Linked DNA regions of Mus musculus: regions 1, 3, 4 and 5 are each linked to region 2. A link is a loop called in an ENCODE intact Hi-C map of the cell type or tissue named here. Cell type or tissue: gastrocnemius. All regions are shown on one strand.

Region 1 (4,000 bases), 410 kb after region 2:
GTGGACAGTTGTGCCTTGACGTCTTACTAAATTTAGACACAGAGAATGGGCATTGCCTTCTCCTGAGGAGGGGCCCGACCAGGTCACAGGGCAACTGATCATAGAGGGGTGTTTCCCTACCATGACAAATGCTCAGCCTGTTTTTGCTTATGAGTGATAAAGCAACAGCCAGTTGTATATTTGTATTAGAAGTTAACTAAGATTGAAGTAAGACCAAAGATTGAGAATGAAATACATTTTTTCAAAAAGCTTTAAGAACCCTTTGAAGACTTCTAGATAAATATATGTCTACAGATACACTTGAATATAAGGTCATAATGAAAAAATCCAACATTCGTCTGGGCAGAATTCTGAGTATTTGAGGCACAGTGCAAGTGTCTCAGCTCATTCTCCGGTGAGGAATATACACTTGATCAGAAACCTTAAAGTCCTGGCTGGGGTAGCTCTGGAGTCCCACATGGGTGAAGCTATCGTCCCTGAATGAGTTAGGTGCAGAGCGGTCCAGGGCAGTGTTGGCAAGGGCACTGATGTCACCGCTATTGATTTCATCCCCTTATGTTTCAGTAGTGTGCTAGTTCTATATAACTTTGGATATAAGCCCTTTACTTGTTTGTCAATATACCAAAGCATACTATTGATTTCATCGTGCTATTAAAAAAGACGTGCTGTCATAGTCTAATAGGAGAGACCTCTGGCAATAAGGAATATAAGATTTTATAATCAGTGTTAGTGTTATTTTGGATATGAGCTTTTATGTGCTTTGTTGTAGACTGAACCATATCTTAGCATTTGCGTATTAGCTTTAAAAGTAAAAATTGTAATAGCATCTTCCATTAAGTAATATTGCCGGGTGTGAACAACACAGGCAGGCATCTGGTGTGTACCTGAAGTATCTTTTATGAGTACTGTCTGTGATGCCTGTTTCCTTTCCTCTTCTCTTTGTTTGGGGGATTGAGAACAAGAGTCTGTGTGTATCTGTGTGTATCTGTGTGTGTGTGTGCATGTGCGCGCGCGCACCTCTCTGTGCCTGTCAAGCAGAAGTGTTGAGAATCTTATAAAAGTCTATCTGACCAGGTCAGAGGCACATCATTGGCTGCTGCTTGTCAGCAAAGTCATGTTTTAGGTGAATCTCAGCTCAGTAGCACATGATCCAGGACTCCATTAGTATTGCTTAGGTGTGGGCAGTGAGCAGCTTTCGTAAATATGCTTTAAAAGAGGAGTCAAGAAGTCCAAGGGAAGTGTTTTATTCTCTAGACTCTGTATGAACTCTGAGCTTCAGACTATGAATATGGTCAAATAAAAGACACCCCCCTCACCTACACCACCACCTTTACGGCGTCTTTCTGCAGCTTCACTGAATATGTTAAACCACGCATTGTTCCCTGTGTCTAACACTAGACCCTTGAGTGACTCGCTTATGCTATTGCTTCATTTGCAAAATAAATGAATAATCTTCCCATCCAAAGGTTATGAAGTGAATAAATAGGTAAGGGCTTTATTTATTAAAACTTAAGAGTCACACTGCCAAAGATTATGTACTTTCATAAGGTCATATATGTACATAAGATATCCCTGTAAGTATGCTAAATCAAAATATAAAAAGTGATAAAAAAAAATGAGTTAAAAGTAGCATTATTTGGAGTCTTTTACTGCCACCTGGTGGCCACTGATCACACTTTGTCTTGTAGATACATTCAGATAGCCAAAGGTTTCTGACCGACCTCCGGAATGATATTGAGAAGAAAATAGGCTTCGATGCTATCATGAGGGTTCGGACCAGCACAGGTAATCCTCACACACACCATTTCACGTCTTCTGCACAGTTACTGTGTCGTAGAAGAAGAGGCAAATCTTCCTTTGTCCCTCTGCTGTAGGTTTCAGGGCCACTGATTTCTTTGGTGGAATATTCATGAACAACACCACAGATGTGGAAATGGCGGCCATCGACTGCGATAAAGCCGTGACAGTGGAGTTCAAGCACGATGACAAGCTCAGTGAAGATGTCGGGGCCCTGATCCAGGTGACTAAGCCGCCAAGCGTGCACCTCTCTTCCTAACAGAACTCTTTCTCCCAAGCAGGAGTCCTTAGAGTACTCGCGCGTGACTTGCCCGTAGGTCAGTAAATAGGTGCTACTTATGTGGCACAGCGGTCAATGGCCTGGCCACCAAGGTGAAGGGTCAGGCAGCAACAAACTGCCCTCTGTGACGTGGCTGTGTCCAAGGTTCTTGTAGTCAGGTGACCCTCCCCTAGTTAGTTCATTTTAGTTAATTTGCCCTTTTAAAGGTACTACCTCCACGTTCTTCCCTATGCAAGAGCACACCAATTGGCTGTCCACTGCCAGACAGCCAAGTCAGAAAACATGCATACAAGTAACATTATATGTTATAGTATTATACTGGGGAATATAACACACACACACACACACATGCATATGTACATGTAATAACAAGTAGTGAGATAAGAGGCCATGGGTTTTAAGGAGAGAGTGAAGGAGTGAATAGGAGGATTTGGAGAGAGGAAAGGCAAGGGAGAGATGTTGTGAAAGGGAGGGAGAAATCTCAAAAAAGAAAACAAAAGGTCCTACCTCCAAATGAAGTCTTAGTCTAAGGTGCAGGGCTGGGGGTTTAGAATGTCAGCATATTGGGGTCACAGTGTAGCCTCTGGGATTCTGCTAAGCATTATGTCATAAGCAAGTGGGCTAGGACTGGCTTTGAGTAAATATCAGTTAAAGAAATAAAATAAGAAAAATCGATTTAAAGATCTGAGTTTTCAAACATCAGCTTTACACTGGAAGGGTGGAGAGATTGGCCCAGGATGAGCAGAGTTCTAATGCTTGGTTTTGAATCACAGGCGCCTAGGTAGTGGCTGGGTTCCAGCAGACCTGAGTGCACCGTAAAAATAGCTATGCTCTTTCATGGGACGTGATCTTGGGCAGAGCCAGGCATGCGTGCCGACTTTGTTTCTGGACGTAGGTCCATGGTAGTAAAATCTGTGAAATGCAAGTCAATGTGAAATGTGCACAGATATTTACATGTGACTGGCTTGATCGCTTAAACCATTGAAATGTTACAGCGAATTAATTAGCCTTCCCCCAGGTATCATTCAGTCTTGAAAAGTAACAGAGAGACACTGGGAATTTTTAGAAATCATTGATCTGTACGTATGATTCTATACACTTCAGCGGGATTAAATTAGCTTGGCTGGGTCTGGTCAGTAATACCCAGGTCTCCATGTTGTTTCTGCAGTGTGCTGTGCTCTACACGACCATCAGTGGTCAGCGAAGACTCCGGATTCACAATCTCGCCTTAAACTGCAGCACCCAGCTAGCGGATCTGTACAAGAGCTGTGAAACTGATGCCCTTATCAACTTCTTTGCCAAGTCAGGTAGCGTCTTGCTAATCTCATAGCTCGGTGAGTCAGCTGAGACTCATTGGGTAGCTAGTTAGAAGCTGGAAAATACTACAAGAACCAGTGAAATAGAAGGTTGGAGAATGGCCATCTCCTCTAGCCATAATGAGGGAGACCAGACTCTCTGGGGTCAGGCCACACAGATTTGGCCTAAGTTTTCTTGCTAGTGAGGTGTCTGAGGTGTAATGTAAGAGTGTGAGTGTGTTCTCTAGCACTGCTGACTTACGCCACTGTTGATTATCTGGGCCCTGATGACTAAGAAGCAGGATGGGTGATTTCTTTGCCCTTCTGAAAGCCTATACTTAAGGTATGGAAGAGAGCATTCCAGCCTGCAGAAGTCAGGACTTGGGGAGATAACAAACTGCTCTGTCTTTTCTGTGTATGGAATTCTATTTCTAGTCGTCTCAAGATAAATATGGGTCGCTGTCACCCTTTGCCATAATTAGACCAGTGTCCCTCTTTGCCTAGATCACACTACTCAAAAGAGGAGCAGCAGAGAGCATTATCCTTGTTTGGTAGTCCAAAGATAACAGAAACTGGTTCTTTGTTGTTATTCAAAGAGATCAGTTTCTAAAACTTTCTGTCTTTTCTG
Region 2 (4,000 bases):
ACTCATACTGTGTCCTGTGGGACTTAATTTACCCTCAATTCTAACAATGATAGAATCAAGGTTTTTTGAATGTTAAAGGCTTGTGAAAAATAACTTTACAATCCAACTTGTTATTCCTAAGTAACATTGTGAATTTAAAATCCCAAATCACATTTTCCTTTTTAAAAAATATTTAGTATCTAGAAGCGAATATTATACCGTATACAAGGTAGCAGCTGCCAAAGAAGATGGAGGTCACCCCCTAAAGAACTATTGCTGAACAGGTCCACTTCCCCCACATCCGAATATCTTTTCTCTTGCACTACCTCTGCTGGGTGGTGGGCTAGAGGAGAGGTTGAACCCTTAATAAAAATAGGTTGCAAAAAATTTATGCCTAAGTCATATTTTATATTGCAATTATATTTGGAGAAACTATCACATATGTGTGTAGGGTCAAAGAAGTGCTGGTTATTTTTAGAACAAACAAATTCTGACATTTTCCAACTGCTATCTGTGTCAAGCAAGATATGAAAAGACCATTAACATGACAGTCTGAACACAAACCATTAAGATGCAGCCAGGCATTTCAACCCCTTACTCCTTTCACTATCTGTTCTGGAAGCAATGTTTAAAATCGAACATCCCTCATCCCATTACCTAGGTTTGCCTTTACTATTCTTTCAAGACTTTGGATTTCTACCCCAAAGAAGTTTTGTTTATGTCACCATGCATTAGATTTTTCTCTAAGTGAATAAATATTTAAAAATAATTTTTCTCTACCACCAGCATAGGAAATGCTGATATAATCCTCAGAAACAAAACCCCGTTGCAGATCAATCCTTTTCTAAGGGTATAAAGATGTTCCAAAATACATTTCCCACAATTCCTTTGAAATGTTGACTGCCAACTCCAGTTAACTAGCAATAGTGTTCGTTTTTTTTAAAATGTCAGCCTTAAGTATTTTGCAAAATCAATTTCCCTTTCAAACTTGAGGAAGCAGGTTGTGGGAAGTTAGGAAACGTAACCAATGCTAGCTTATCCAAGGTTAGCTGAAAGGCATCTCTCAGCTTGCATTTGCACGTACTATTAACATACAAGCCCTAACCACCTGTCATGCAGATGAAACAAAGCCATTAGTTTAAACAGCAGATGACATCATTGATCTGTCTGTCTGTCTGTCTGTCTACCTACGTTTTTTTAGGTGCAGTTCAGGCAGGCCTAGAATTCATGACCTTCCTGCCCCTGCAGCCTAAACATAGCCCACCAGTACATACCACATAACGATATTCTTTAACAAGTTAATGCCAAGGAAAAATACCCAAATACTTAAGAGTTACCAATACATTGTACAATTGAAAATTTTTGCTTCCTTTTGTACTTTAGCTGACTTTTTCATCAGCCATTTTATCTGTTTCCCTTTATTCCCCTGGTTCTAAATTTATCTGAACATCAGATCTATGAATTGAAGCCTACAAAGAAAACAAATGAAAACAGAAAAATGACGGTTATAAACCGAGTTACTTTAACTTAGGCGCCTTTTTTTATCCCTAAATAGATCGTTTTGTTATATTAAAAACAAACAATCCTGATCTTTCAAAATTCAACTGGAAACTACAATTAAGAAAACTGTTACTCTAAAGAAAAAAAAAAAATCAATATGATCAGAAAGTTAAATTTTAGAAATGATTTAGAATTTTAAAGCTATAGATTAGCATGATTTAATACTTTCATATTGATTAAAAATTCATTTCACTTCGTACCCAATAAATACAAATATAGTTTGTAAACATAAACATTTTTCAAGACAAAAATTAATTACTTTAAAGCCTCAATTCTCTCCTTGCACTAACTATTCACACACTAAGCAGCAGGAGGCAGCAGAGGGTTTATAAATATGTTTGAGAATTTAATATCACCATGGCTGGCATTCAACCCACTGGTCTGACTTCAGAATTCCAACTAACTTAAAAATAGGTGTGTTATTTTTCTCTGCTGCTGACATAGACATCCACATGTCTTGCAGGGAATTCTGGCTCCATGTTCTTTGTAAATCTGATAGTCCGATTTTAACACTTGGCATAGTAGAGACCTCAATATTAAGGCAAACAAATTAACTAAGGTTAATTTTGATTTTGTAAAAACTCCGTAACACAATATTCAAGAAGTTGAAATATATGCCTTATCTGAAAACATGGTTCATTTTCAGAACAGGCTCACAGAGAAATATAACTTAAATCTGCCTAGACTGTGCAATTTTCACTCATTATTGTAGTGAGATTTAAATATATAATGGTAATTATTATAGTTTTCAACTTACAGACTTATTTCAACTTATAATTACAAATGCTAAGCATTCAAGAACAGGAATCTAACCACTGACTTAATTTACAAATAAAACAATATTAAATTATTTCAGAAATATTATTAAACACTAACTGTCTAAAAATATTTTTCCCATATACCAAAAGGAACTTAGTATACAGTAATCTGTGCTACGATACCTAAATTTTGTGATGTTATAAACTGACAGGAATCAGTAACTTCCTTTTTCACTGGGATTACATTTTAAAGAAAAAAACAGATATTTTTATTTATTATAAAACAATTCCAATAGTACAAGTTTAGTTTTTAAAAATGTACAAATTATATTTCAGAAAGTTCAGAAAAAATTTTAAAAACTAAGAGAGATACAAAGCTTACCCAAACATCCGCTAAATAATCAAACATTAAATCCCCCTCCTTTAGACACTTGAAAATAAGTTATATACAGAGTGGTTGTTTATTTCTACATAACTCACTGCTACCTCCACAGTACCACAGTCGCCAACACTTCCTTATCACTAACTGGTGACTTGTTGCAGACCCAAGCTGGTACTTTTAGGCTCTGTTTTGTCTGTGGCCTTCCTTGAAGCTCCCCAGCCCTCTAGCTCCTCTGCTGCTTTCTCCTCTGCCTTCTCAGGTGCCGAGACTCCAGACCTCCAGCAGTTGCTCCTGCTCTGCCTGCGACTCCCACCGTTCTCTTACCCAGCTTCTTTGCTTCCATCTATTCTTATTTTGCCACTTACAATTTTACTGGATATTCTGTTCAAACATAAGGTAGTCAATCCTATAAGTGATGGCTACAAAACACACATTTTTTTCTTGTTTCTAAACTTCGTTCTTCACTGAAAAATAAAGCCCATTTATCAAGGTGATGAGCTCAATGAATTAAAAATTAACATGTTATCCCTTCTTCCATTCACCCTTTATTTTCCCATTTTGTTAAGTGGTGCATCTACTTGTGCCCAAATATGGCTTCCTTCCTTTTCTCTATTATGTATGCCTACCCACTTAAGTCATCTTTCTAGACACTGGTACTGCCTTAGTTTATGACCAAATAATTTTCTCAGTGCTCAAAATTCACCTTCTACCCATCTACCAAAGAAAGCAAAGCTGCACCATGATTTATGTTCTATTATTTCTTATTACAATTATCTCATGACTGCCACATCTATACCATTCCAGCTTTGCATATATCAAATATGTTCTTTGTGTATGATTATTTTTGACAACATGCTTTTAATGTATTTCTTTTATTGTATTCGAAAGAATTTAAAATCCCACAAGGAATTTATTTTTAAACTGAAGCTAAAAATTTCAAATACCACTATGGCAACTTCAAGAATACCCTTGCATTTGCAGAACTTATCATATGGAGGTAAGGCTACATAATACCTCTAGGAATACAAAGTTAAGGCCTCTACTGGTCTCACTGGGCACCCACACACGTGGCAGACATTCACAGAAACACAAACGGCATCCACAAAAATAAGTTTAAAAAAAGAAAAAGAAGAAAGGAAGGAAGGAAGGGAGGGAGGAAGAGGGGAGGGGAGGGGAGGGGAAAAAAGAGGAGAGGAGGGGAGGGGAGAGAAGAGAAGAGAAGAGAGAAAATGAGCTACCACAGGAGGATTTGGCAATTGTCCTTTGGATAGGCACTAAAACACTGGTAAGGAAGACTGGAACATACACTTGCAAACCAATG
Region 3 (4,000 bases), 380 kb after region 2:
AACTCCTACGCTCTTGAGGGTCTCCTTGTGGAAGAAACTTGAGGCTAATGTGGCTGTGAAGCAGCACCCAGAGAAAGGCCTTCCGGTTTCAGATCATGTGACCCTGTGCTCTGCGACGTCAGAGCTGGAGGTCGTGAGCCAGAGACAGGGACTCTGGGATGGTTTCTGAAGATACTGGCCCAGAATGAAGCCCCGGACACAGCCTGTGATCTGGAGTTTGGGACCAGTACGAGCACTCCATTTGAAACTTTTAAAGATTATGCCACGCAACGCTGAATTCATTCTAGTGGCAGGGCTTGCTGACGTCACTGGCAAACCAATAGCCCCGTGTGAGGAGGAACAAACCTGAACCCTGTGCTGCCAGGCTATGTGCGTGGGTGCAGAGTCGGGAAAGTCGCTCCTCGAGCTGTACAGGAACCAGGGTGTCCACCAGTCTTCTGGGATGGAGACTAACAACACACGGTCTAATGTTTACACACTCTCCTCAAACAAGATCATGCAATTTGTGGAAAGAAATACTGAAAAAGAGGGAAAGTGACTGGAGGTGGGGGTGGGGAAGAGAACTTGTGTGTGTGTGTGTGTGTGTGTGTGTGTGTGTGTGTGTGCGCGCGCGCGCTTGTGCGTGTGAATGGGGCTAAAAGGTAAAGAATGTGCTTAGGGATGGGGGAGAGGTGGGGGAGGGGTGGGGTTGGGGGAGGGAGGGGGCTCGTGCAGTTTTACCCTTCTATGGTAGCTTGTCTACTGGTGATGTCATTGTTCAGGTCTTCTTTAGGCAGCCATGTTGTTCTAGCAATATTGTGGATGGTGTTTCCCTCTCATTTCTCAGAATTATTCTTTCCCAGAGATGGGTCTCATACTTAGTTATCCAATACCAAGTGGTCAACCCTGAAATTTTATGCATACAAACAAAACTAAATGATCTCAGTAGTTTATAGCTATATATTTATATGTGTGCATATATGTGTGTGTACTCATAGGTATACTTACATACATGGATATATAAAAGTCAATATATTAAAATATTGGTTAATTATACATAATTAATCAATATATTAATATATATTAAATAAGGGAGTTGATGAATGTGAGAGAGAATGAAGAGGGAAGGATTGGAGGGAGAAAACGTGGGAGGGGTTGGTGGGAGGGAAGGAAAGGGAGGAAATGATGTAATTATATATTAATTAAAAATTTAAGGAAAGTGTCTAGTGAGGCAAAGACAAGAAATAAGAAGAGTTGGGCAGGCGCTCACCCACAGTATCCTGGCTGCCATTGGCCAGGAGGTGACTAATCTTAGGCGTGGTTGCTGGGCCTCGTACCAGCATCAGCACCAGTACTGTGCTTTTCTCCTCTCCATCACAGTGCTGCCCAGAGCCATGACTCAGCACTGGGCACTGTCCGCTCTGTTGTTGCTGTGTCCCTTGATTGCCAGGGTACAGAACAGGAGGTGGGTGCCGCTGTGGGAGTGCTGGCCTCTTTACACCCTTGGCTTTTAGGTTACTATGACGTTGCCTGTTGTGCTGGTGCCTTTCAGTCTCAACAGCATCTTTGTTTTCCTATGCAGAGTCAAGGAGAAGTTGGTAAAATAGTAGAAACATTTAAAATACAGTTTTTCCTATTATCTTAGTAAGTTTGGTAAACTGTCTTAATTTCTATGAAATATATGTCTATAATATATATTAATCTATCTTTTATTAATTTGTTTTAGAATAGTTTTAAACTGTTGGATAATTTTAATAAAATTTATAAATTAATTTTATGAAGTACTAGCTGCTCTAAGTTTGGCTAAATGTTACTCAAGTTAGACAAGTGGTTGTGACCATTATCTTGGACATTACCCACAGGGGAAATGTTTTCAATTTCAGTCTCATGGTGCCACCTAGTGGACACATTCTATAAAACAATTTAAAATTTTTGGCTTCCTGGGTTTATTGTTTAGCAGCTTTCTGTAACCCCTCTCTGTCCTAGGATAGACAATCTACAGCAAAACTTATGTGTCTAGAGTTTTGTGGACACATGATCTGTGTCAAGGCTTGCCCTCAACCTAGAATCTTCCTCCCAAGGCCTCCCTATGGCCCGAATTACAAGCTTATGCCCTTACTCTCAATGTACTTTGTATTTACAGTGTTTGTAACAATGCAGAAGCCCAAACAAAAGCCTAAAGATCTCAAAAAATTGCATGGGTTTTCCTACACAGGGATTCATCCTCTTGAGCATCTCATCTGAGTTTGCTTTGAAGATGGAATCTGTGACAGGTATTACATCTCCTTCCATAGCTTTTCTTGGTGGCGTTGGGCAATGTGGTCTTTCTGCCCATGCCCCGGCCTTAAAGAAACGGCACATTCATGCTTGTCTGTCACCTGTCTGCTCCGTGCACGGGAAGCATCGCTCAGGCAGATAGTGGCTCAGAGACCAAGGCAAGACTGTCACCACTGCCTGAAAGAGCGAGAGCAACCTGATCGTTAAAATAGGGACGCTCACAATACTGTATCAATGATATTAAGGACATGTTGACTGACCCTGTAATACCTGGTTCTTTAATGTAGGAAAATAATCCAAAGTTATTTTGTTTTTAATCAATGATAGCATATTAATGCTGAGTAACTTTTTATTTATTTAAAATGTTCTTTTTCATACAACATATTTTAGTATGAAACTCCCCCAGATCCTCTCTACTCCCCCCCCCAGCCAATTTCATGTTCTTCGTCTCCTTCTCCCTTTCAAAAAAAGAAACCCAAAACATTAAGAAGCCAAAATAAAAACAAACAAAAACCAATAACACAAAAAAATTACTAAAACACAAAGTGCACACATCAAAAACACAGAATTCGTTTTCTGTTGGCCTGCTGTTCCTGGGCACGGAGCCTGCCCTGAAACGTGGTTGATAGAATTAGAGACACTCCACTGGAGAAAACGATTTTTTTCTTTCTTTACTCGCAGATACCAGTTATAGACCGCTTCTTAGGGGTGGGGTCTCGTGTCCACTTCCCCTTCTCAGAGCTGAGATTGTGTCTGGTTTGAACCTGCGCAGGTCTTGTGTGCTGCCACGGGCTCTGTGAACTCAGAGGTGCATCCATCCTGTTGTGTCTGAAAAACAAAACAAAACAACAATAATAACAATAGCAACAACAAAAAGCTGTTTTCCTGGCCATCATCCATCACCTTTGGCTCTCACAATCTTCCCACCTCCTCTTCCACAGAGATGCGTGAGCCTAGAAGGAGGGGTTGATGGAGATCTCATATCTGTGTGGGGGTGGCTGAGTGCCCCCGCGTCTCCTTAGTCTTTGCACAGTGTCCAGTTGTAGGTCTCTGTGTTAACAGTTCCCATCTACTGCACGAAGAGGCTTCTCTGATGAGGGCTGAGCAGTGTTCTGATGTGTGGGTAAAGCAGTGTGTTATCAGGAGTCATTTTGTTGCTGTGTCCCTTTATAACAAGCAGTAGGTTTTCCTGTAGGCCCATGACCTATCTAGTGTCAGGTTCCTGGCCACCTTAGCAGTATCAGGTATGGGTTCTATCTCCTGGATTAGGCCTAACATTCAAGCAAAAAGTGCTCAGTGATGTGCATAAAGTTTCTGCTACTATTGTGCTAGTAGGCTGATTGCTATTGTAGGTCCTAGGGTTGGTAGCTAGGCAACATTAACGATTACTTTTCTCCCCAACTAGCATGCAGAGAGTAACTATGAATTCTAGGAGTGAAACTTCTACTTAGCACCAGTGCGATTTCTACATATTTGATATTAGTTTCTTTAGCAATAGGGTCTAACCATCAGTCGGTGGAGAGTAGCCAGTAGACCTGGCAATAGCCTGCAATGTTTGCACAGTCTATAGGACCCTGTTGGCCAACTCTGAGCGGTAATTTTACGTACACAAAAAGGATACATTTTGTTCAATGAAGACATTTTAATAAAAATAGTATCAATAGACTATTCCACACCCTTGATAGCCCTAAAACAGGAGAGACAAGTTCATCCTAGTCCTTGACCTTCCGTGACCCTGTCACTT
Region 4 (4,000 bases), 160 kb after region 2:
TTCTTACCCTGTGCTGATCCCTGTATACTACAATACTCAAGTGCCAGTCAAAGCGTGCCCAGTGGTTCAATCCTGGCATAACTGTTATGGACGTAACCAACTACTTTCTGATTGGGTTGGGGTACTCCTCTCCAGGAGGGAGTCATGCCTGATGTTGTAAACCTGGCCAATAATTCAAGGGTAGGGACTTCATAGGGTCTATGGAGGAACCTATTATTGCTGGTTTGCTAAATGATCATATGTCCAACTATCTTCTAAATATTTACATTTATGGGAAAGTTCTTTTTTGTAGTAGACACTGAATGGTAAATGCAAGGCTCGTAACTTGTCAAAGTGCTAAGAATCTGTGACTATTGGATACTCAGCCCTAAGGAGAACACCTCTCCTCAGGGGATAGGACGGAAGTCAAGTTAGAAAGGATGTAGGGGCCATAGGACAGGGAGGAGAAGTATAAAATCGGCCATTGCACTTATGGACAAAGACTGTGATTAATTCACTTTGCATGTCTCTCTGGTCTAAATGGTGAGGTTTTTCTTTTCTTTTTTTTTTTTTTTTTTTTTTTTTTTTTTTTTTTTTTAGTGACATCTTTCTGTGGTGGTCTGAATAAGAATGGCTCCCATAGCCTCTCATTTGAGTGCTTGTTCCACAGTTGACGAAACTGTTTAGGAAGGGTTATGGCAGAGATGTGTCACTTGGGTGTGGTCTTTGATGTTCCAAAGGTTCCGAGGTTCTTAGCCTTCTCACTCTCTGCCTTGCACCTATGGATCAGAGGTAAGCTCTCAGCTACTGCCCCAGTGTGGTGACTGCCTGTCACCATTCTCTGGCCATGATGGTAATGGTCTCTAATGCTCTGGAACCATGAGACCCCAGATTAAATGCTTTTTTTTTTAATTAGTTGCCTTAACCATGGAGTTTTAGCACAGCCATAGACAAGTAACTAAGATACTTTCTTATTTAAGAAATTTTGCAGCCTGATGGTGGTGGGGCACCCCTTTGATCCTAGCATTCGGGAGGCAGAGGCAGGGGGATCTCTGAGTTTGAGGTGGATCTAATCTACAGAGTGATTCCAGGACAGCCAGAACTACACAGAGAAAAGCCCTGTATTTAAAAAACAAAACAAAACAAAAAAAATTTCATTTTAGAGAAAAAGGAATTCTATAAAGTAGGTAAGAATTGTCAAGTGAAAAAGTAGGTAAGAATTGTCAAGTGAATGATCAATTTTCTGAAGTAGATAAAGGATAGGTAATTGTAGCCTAAGACAGCAACTTGTAAAGGCAACACAATGTCTAAGCCCTTCTAAGCATGGGGCCGGGGCGGGAGGAGGAAGGAAGTAGGAGAAGAAAACAGAAAACCCCCATAATGTGCATGTCTGAAGTACTTATGCATCTAATCTAGCCATTAAAAACCAAAAACACCAGAGAAGGAGTGGGAAAGAAGTTTTTAACAAATAATCGAAATGTTCCTCTCAAACTTCGCTTGATTTGTGGCTTGGGAATCATTTTATCCGGCCATGGTGGCTATGTTTAATCTCAGCACTCAGGGAGGCCGAGACTAGAAAAAAAAAAAAAAGAAATCATTGTATGGAATATTATTAGTCTGCCACTCTCTCTCTCTCTCTCTCTCTCTCTCTCTCTCTCTCTCTCTCTCTCTCTCTCCCTCCCTCTCTCTCTCTCTCTGAGATGAGAATGAGAGAAGAATTAGGGAATCTTACTTCATAGTCTAGGTTGGCCTGAACTCTGTTTCAAAGAAACCTGATAAAAAGAAGGAAGGGAAGTATGGCTAATTAACATTCAAAATGCTTCAGAATTCTTTGATTTAGATCAATAAGAATGTTTTGAAATCTCACTTCCAGAGAGATTTCAAATTTTAAGTTAGTCACTTTAAAAACCACTTTTGATTGGAGTTAGCAGGTCTAGGTCCCCAAACCAAGGGCAGCTTTTCTTTGACAATCCCTTCTCTGAGAGTTACAAAGATGCTGAAGCGCTCAAGACTGTCTTAAGTGATAAAACTATAATTCTGCTTCTGAAAAATATTTATCTCACCCTTGATGTGTAGTGACTGATCTGACAAAATCAGATCTTGAGGCTTCTCCTATCTTTAATAAAACAACAAGGACAATACTGGAAGTCAGTTGCTGAGCCACAAACTTTGGAATGGCGGTCTGGGAAGCTCTACGAGGGAGAAGAGTCTGCTGCCACCTGGTGGACGCTAGGCGTAATCACGTTTGCTTTAACACCTCACAGAGTCCGAGCAGGCCCACAGCCCTGCGTGGTTTGGTTGTCTTTGATGAGGGGAGCCTACAAACTATTAAGAGTCTTAAAGGACTGTTAGACAGGTGTTAGAAATGCGTTTTATAAAATGAGGTGCACAAACAAACAAGTATCAGATGACAAATTCCTGGCTCCCACCCAGATCTAATAAATAAGTATCCAAGGTAAGGCCATGCCAATCTTTACTCCCATGGAAATGAAAGTTGGAAAACGATGTAATAAAACACAAGAAAGACATACGGGCATGGTGGCTTATCCTGTATCTCATACTTAGTTCCTGACTTGCTTTGGTTTGAGATGCGGGGGGGGGGGGGGGGGGGGGGGCACTCATGAAGCCCAGGCTAGCCTCCAAATTCGTCTATAGCTGAGGGAGACCTTTAACTCCTAATCTTACTGCCTTCACCATTGCACCATTATGCTGGCTTTCAGCAAGACTTTCCTAATTCAGATTCCAGCGTCGATGGAGCTCATACTAGGCTGCCGTGAAGAATTAGTTAGCCATATCCAAACATTGACAAGCAGGTCAGGTATTCATCCTTGGGTGCTAAGTGTGGGAAAAAAAAAAAGAAAAGAAAACTCAAAATGGCAGATTCATGCCTTAGACTGACACCTGGGGTATCCAGGTTACTCAATAGTGGATCTTATTCTGGAGTGAGCAGTTGTTGACGGCATTTATACATTTGAAACACACTGGGGAAAAATGACCAAGGGTAAACCAATTCAAGACCCAGTTGTGGCTTTTGGGGTTTGGCTGTTTGGGGCCCAGTTGTGTTTTGTCTTTAGCTATGACTAGACGTCACACATGAAAATCTAAGCCATTTCTGTTTCATTATATCCGAAACAAAATTCCAAATCCAAGCTTGTTTTGATTTGTGATTCTTTTTTAAAGGTCGAGTCTTCTGAGCTCCGACTTCTGCTTCTGACTCATAGACATTCTAGAAGTACCAGAAAATCCACAAAAATTCCCTGGGCGGAGGTGGTCATGTTGACGTCCCTCCCTGCATGGCTTCTGAGGCTTGTGTCTATGCCTTCCCAGGCCCTGGGCGCTTGCTCTGTGGAGACCTAGATTTCAGTCTGGCTTTGGAAAGCAACCATACCTCTTAGGCAAGATCAAGTACTGCAAAACAGGTCGGGTCATTGACCCTTTGTCCCCAGAGGGAGTTGCAGCAGGCCTGGGGACAGTGAGGTGCAGTGAATGAATGGGTCAGTGGGTGTTGTCAGGGCAGGAACACACAGTGAGACTCTATCTCAAAAATAAAAGGGTTTGTGTGCGTGTGTGTGTGTGTGTGTGTGTGTGTGTGTGCACCTCTGTGTGCTGAGAGAGTATTTGCATCATCTCGGGTAATCCCACATGGAATTTACTTAAGAGGTGATTATCTTTTGATCATACCAAATCAAACCAGTCCCTTTTTCCTCCCCAGCATCAGGGATGGATCCTGGAACCTCATATTTTCTGGGCAAGCACTGTACTGTTGAGCAATGCCCTGTCCCCAAATCACAGCTTCTTAATTCCTAATTTTGCGGGAATTTTTGTCACTCGGTATTATTGTCACTAAATTTGAGGGTTTTCTTTTGTTCTTTCTCACGGATCTCCGTTTTCTCTTGGTCCTCTACGGTCCTGGTAGCAGTGAGCACAGTCTGGCACATACCAGCCTACAAGGGCTGGGAATTTGTTTGATGGAGTCTGTTCAGCACACTTGTCTGAAATGTAAGGTGTGGTCTACGGTTGC
Region 5 (4,000 bases), 220 kb after region 2:
TAGGTCTGGGTGGGGATCATATTGGGATGCAGAGCTGGGAAGCTGCCGAGTTTTACTCACCTTTGTCATTTTTTCCTAAGATGTAGTGTCCAGGTGTAGAAACGAAAGCCATGGCTGTAGCTTGGAAAAGAGCTGAGGGTTAGAAATGGCGGCGTTGAGGGCAAAGAGGCCTAACCATGTAGGATTGGGTGAGCTCTGTAAAAATGAGTACAGAGAAAACTAAGGAGCCAATGGCTGAAGATCTCCCTCATTTAAGGAGGATGTGGGCCGAGAGAACCTGAGGTAAAGTGGCAAAGATGAGTGTGTGTTCTCTAGAACCTAGGAGAAGGGATTATTCGAAAAGAGGGCTGTGGGACGGCTCGGTCGGTACACTTCCCCTTCAAGCAGGCAGACCTGAGTTTTGTCCATAGAACCTACGTCAAAAGGCCTGGTTGGTAGCACATGCGTGTGATTCCAGCACTGCCACAGTAAAGGCAGCTAAGTCCCTGGGCAGACTGGACTGTTTGACTAGATCTGGGACAATGGGAGTCCCTGTCTCAAAAACAAAGAGGATGGTCCTAGAAAGAACACATACTTAAAGCTGCCTATGGCCTTCCTTGCCCACCCCCCACCATGTGTGTGTGTTGGTGTGTGTATGTATGTTTGTATGTGTATGTGTATGTATATTCATGTGTGTTTGTATGTATGTGTGTGTGTGCACTTGTATGTGTGTGTGTGCACTTGTATGTATGTGTGTGTGCACTTGTATGTGTGTGTGTGTGTGCACTTGTATGTATGTGTGTGTGTGTATATTTCTCCCACACACAGGAAGAAAAGCAGTACATCCATTCCGTCCTTGAAAACAGAGGAGCAGAGGTCTCCATCACAGGCAGTCCCCTGGCTCTATTCAGCTGCCCCCCCACCCCCCAATACATTGTAAATGCTTGTTATAGCTCCCACAGGCTAACAAGCAAATCAGATTGAACATCCTAAAGTGACAAAGATATTTAAATCCGTTTTAAAATCTTATTGGTGTGGGAGGTTTCAGATCAACGCGTATGTCATGGCTTTAGGGCTGTGATTTGGGGAAGGAGCTCTGGGCTCCTGAGGAGGAAGGCTCACAGAAGAGGTTGCTGCTCAAGTAGCGGGGATAGGATCCACCGAGGGCAGGATGGAGGAAGGGGAGGGAGGGAGACTGTTTCCTGGAGACCTGGTGGGAATTGGGAGCACTCGGTTGGTAGGAAAGAGGAATGTGGTCCTTCTTCTACAAGAGCAGAGAACTTTCCCAAGGGAGGACAGCTTGGGAGATGTCTGCTGGAAGGTCCTTGATGGGACTCAAAGGGATGGGTAGAGTTTCAGATAAAGAGGAATCCAAAGAGTTCACTCCCAGTCATCGTTGCTACGAGCAGAGTAAAGGTGCTATTGGTCTATGTTCAAGGGAATGAGTTTGTTTGCAAGAAAACAGAGGGAGAAATTCTATAGATGATCAATTTGGAATAGAAAAGAGATTTTCCTGGACACACTGAGGTCTGGGCTCAACTGAAAAGTTACTTGGGGTTAGCATCTGCCTGCTCTCTGATCTGCCTGGGTCACACCCCAGGTCCTAAAGGACTTTGGCTAAAGGTAAGTCTTTAAGGACAGTTTGTGTTCTGCAAGATCCACGAAGAGAAATAAGCTGAGGGGTGAGTGTATAATGCCTTCCAAACAAGCAGTGACATTTGGAAAGAGAACTTAGACACACCGGGCACTGGCAGCTGCTCAGTTCCATCTCCTCCCTGGTGTCCCGTGAAAGCTATAAAAGGCCAGCTCTCCAACGCATCTGGAAGTGGGCAGGGCCCTGCCTGTGGTGGAGACCTCTGCTGGTGGGTTTTCAAACACAGAGTAGCGTGCTTCATCTCTCTCTTCCTCCTGCCTTCCTACTTGCTTCAGGCTTATACTAAAGTTACCTCAAAATATGAGGAGAAAAAAGCAAGCGGGCCTTCTTTCCTACCTGATGAGGCCATAGTGGGAATCTATCATCTGTGAAGAATCCAGTGTCCCAAGATGTGTGTAAGGACTTGGGAACACACTCCTGGTGTCTCAGGCTTAATTGTGGGGTATATTTTAATTTAGTGCTTTTATTTCTTGTATACTGGACCTGTTTTTAAAACTAACACTTTAATTCACAGAATAAATAAATCTCTTGGCATACAATTGGCTTACCTCTCATGCCTGCCTCAATTTTATCTTATATAAAAATCTATAGACTACAGTTAAATAAATAAAAATCTCCGCATCTGAATTAGAGCTGATATGTCAGAAGTGTCTTCTAATCGCTTACAGTTTAGTCCCAGAATTCCAGCAGTATATAAACCTCCCTGGGTAGCTCCTACTTTGGCTGGATTGTGAGCTCCTAAGACGGTGCTGCCCTCAAGTGGTCACACGTAAGAGCAACTCACAGTTTGTTTGGATGCAAACTGGGTTTCCAATTTGTTAGGTCCTAAACCAGAGAACTCTATTGTGCCAAGTCAAGGCACTTTACTTACACCAGGACCAAGAAGCTCTGAACACGGCTCCAAGAAGTATAGGGGCAAAATGGCCGACAGCAATGACAGCAGCTGGTTTTGCAGTTTGGAGCAATCCCTCCTGTTATGTGACTGCAAGGTCTAGGACGTGGGATATAACTGGCTTGACTTCATTATGCCATTAAGGAATCCTCAGGGGACCTCACAAGAATTCATGACATGGTGCTCTGTAATTATGAACTCAGAGAACACAATAAATTCTCCCAAGTGGTCACAACTCTTGGAAGCTCCGGCCAGGAATCCACATGGTTGCTCTCGGAGGAGGGTCACCAGGGACTTGCCCTCTGATGAAGCTCTGTGGGACTTCTTGTAACTGGCCTCAGTCAAGGACTTCTGATGCCTGTAATCAGCTTCCTCTCGGGTTTCCTCTTTCTCCTTGTTGAGAAAGGAGGCCATGCAATTAGTGGAAGAGCAGGCGAAGGCGTCTGCTGAGCTCTTCTCTTCACAGAAGTTAAGACAGGGCATCGGAATAGCCCGGCAGCCCGTCGTGGCACAGAGGGCCCAGATGAAAAGGAATACAATTTATTCTCATGTTCAAGTAAGTATTGAGGACTGTGAGGCTATTGGTCACTAGTAAATGTATCACAGACCCTGGTCAGAAGCAGTCAAGCTTTTGGGCTCCTGACTGTTCTGTAGGGGAACACTCTGGGAGCTTCTTTTCCTGTATTGGGGTATAGCTCAGTGGCAGAGCATTTATGTCACATATACAAGGCCTCGAGTCTGATCCTTAGCATCACAGGAACACAATGCTGGCACGAAATTTCAAGGTCACCGTGAAGGAGACGTGGTTTACTCCCAATGTTTCTATGCACTGAAAAGCACGCACTAGGTAACTGGTAAGAAGAAGAAAGCCATCAACAATCCTGGAGCAAGATGCATTTCAAGCGAAGCCTTTGCTAGATGGATGTGTGCAAACTACACGTGAACTGCTCCGAAGGCTATTAATATTTACTATCATTATTAAACAAAAACGCCTAGGGCAGTGGTGGTTCTAAACCTCTTGGGTCACATATCAGATATTTACACTTCCCATCTCTCTCTCTCTCTCTCTCTCTCTCTCTCTCTCTCTCTCTCTCTCACACACACACACACACACACACACACACACACATACTGATCTAACTTCTAAAGAAGCAGGTAAGGTAATTTTTTTCATGTAAGGTAATTTTTGTTGACATTTCAACCTTTTTTCAGGTTTTAAAAATGGATGGCTTTTTTTCCAAGTCCTTATAATCAGCTTTTAAGTCAGGAGCCATGCTAGCATACCAATGACCTTGTAGAAAGAACACCCATCACTTAAACTCTCAGATTGCAGAAAATCTAAATCCACAAGTCCATTGTGCTTATTTATCTTAAGATCCTGGATACTTTACTGTGGGGATTCCTCACACCGGACAGAATAATCTTTGTGATACTCTATTAATACCAGTAATATCCATAAATAGGCGGCTCTCCCT

What was found. Hi-C counts contacts between places; a loop is a spot of excess contacts. Peaks named below come from ENCODE experiments on the same cell type or tissue, not always from the same donor. Only the 100,000 strongest peaks of a DNase experiment are listed, where the experiment ranks them.
Region 1: a loop joins it to region 2, with 2.2 times the contacts of the local background. A loop is called at or near these places in 8 of 42 quality-filtered maps.
Region 3: a loop joins it to region 2, with 4 times the contacts of the local background. A loop is called at or near these places in 5 of 42 quality-filtered maps.
Region 4: a loop joins it to region 2, with 6 times the contacts of the local background. A loop is called at or near these places in 30 of 42 quality-filtered maps.
Region 5: a loop joins it to region 2, with 7 times the contacts of the local background. A loop is called at or near these places in 16 of 42 quality-filtered maps.

What each region holds. Positions count from the first base shown.
Region 1 is chr3:123,351,702-123,355,701 of GRCm38, forward strand. Sec24d (Sec24 related gene family, member D (S. cerevisiae)) reads left to right here. Exons shown (of 23, transcript NM_027135.2): 16 at 1,689-1,785; 17 at 1,875-2,020; 18 at 3,246-3,384. Among named protein-coding and RNA genes, the nearest start is that of Mettl14, 32 kb to the right of the region's middle. In gastrocnemius, a CTCF peak has its summit at 1,661 (motif pointing left); a DNase peak (open chromatin) is centred at 1,679; H3K4me3 peaks cover 82 bases; H3K27ac peaks cover 2,532 bases.
Region 2 is chr3:122,937,550-122,941,549 of GRCm38, forward strand. All of the region lies in intron 14 of Usp53 (ubiquitin specific peptidase 53), which reads right to left. Among named protein-coding and RNA genes, the nearest start is that of 1810037I17Rik, 15 kb to the left of the region's middle. In gastrocnemius, a CTCF peak has its summit at 1,839 (motif pointing right); a DNase peak (open chromatin) is centred at 1,872; H3K4me3 peaks cover 308 bases; H3K27ac peaks cover 3,143 bases.
Region 3 is chr3:123,320,448-123,324,447 of GRCm38, forward strand. All of the region lies in intron 8 of Sec24d (Sec24 related gene family, member D (S. cerevisiae)), which reads left to right. Among named protein-coding and RNA genes, the nearest start is that of Sec24d, 55 kb to the left of the region's middle. In gastrocnemius, a CTCF peak has its summit at 1,871 (motif pointing left); DNase peaks (open chromatin) are centred at 1,367 and 1,945; H3K27ac peaks cover 2,149 bases.
Region 4 is chr3:123,101,199-123,105,198 of GRCm38, forward strand. All of the region lies in intron 4 of Synpo2 (synaptopodin 2), which reads right to left. Among named protein-coding and RNA genes, the nearest start is that of Myoz2, 68 kb to the left of the region's middle. In gastrocnemius, a CTCF peak has its summit at 2,203 (motif pointing left); a DNase peak (open chromatin) is centred at 2,203; H3K27ac peaks cover 2,342 bases.
Region 5 is chr3:123,156,951-123,160,950 of GRCm38, forward strand. The region is part of intron 1 of Synpo2 (synaptopodin 2); the gene reads right to left. Among named protein-coding and RNA genes, the nearest start is that of Synpo2, 77 kb to the right of the region's middle. In gastrocnemius, CTCF peaks have their summits at 1,834 (motif pointing left) and 2,398 (motif pointing left); DNase peaks (open chromatin) are centred at 1,819 and 2,399; H3K4me3 peaks cover 998 bases; H3K27ac peaks cover 3,345 bases.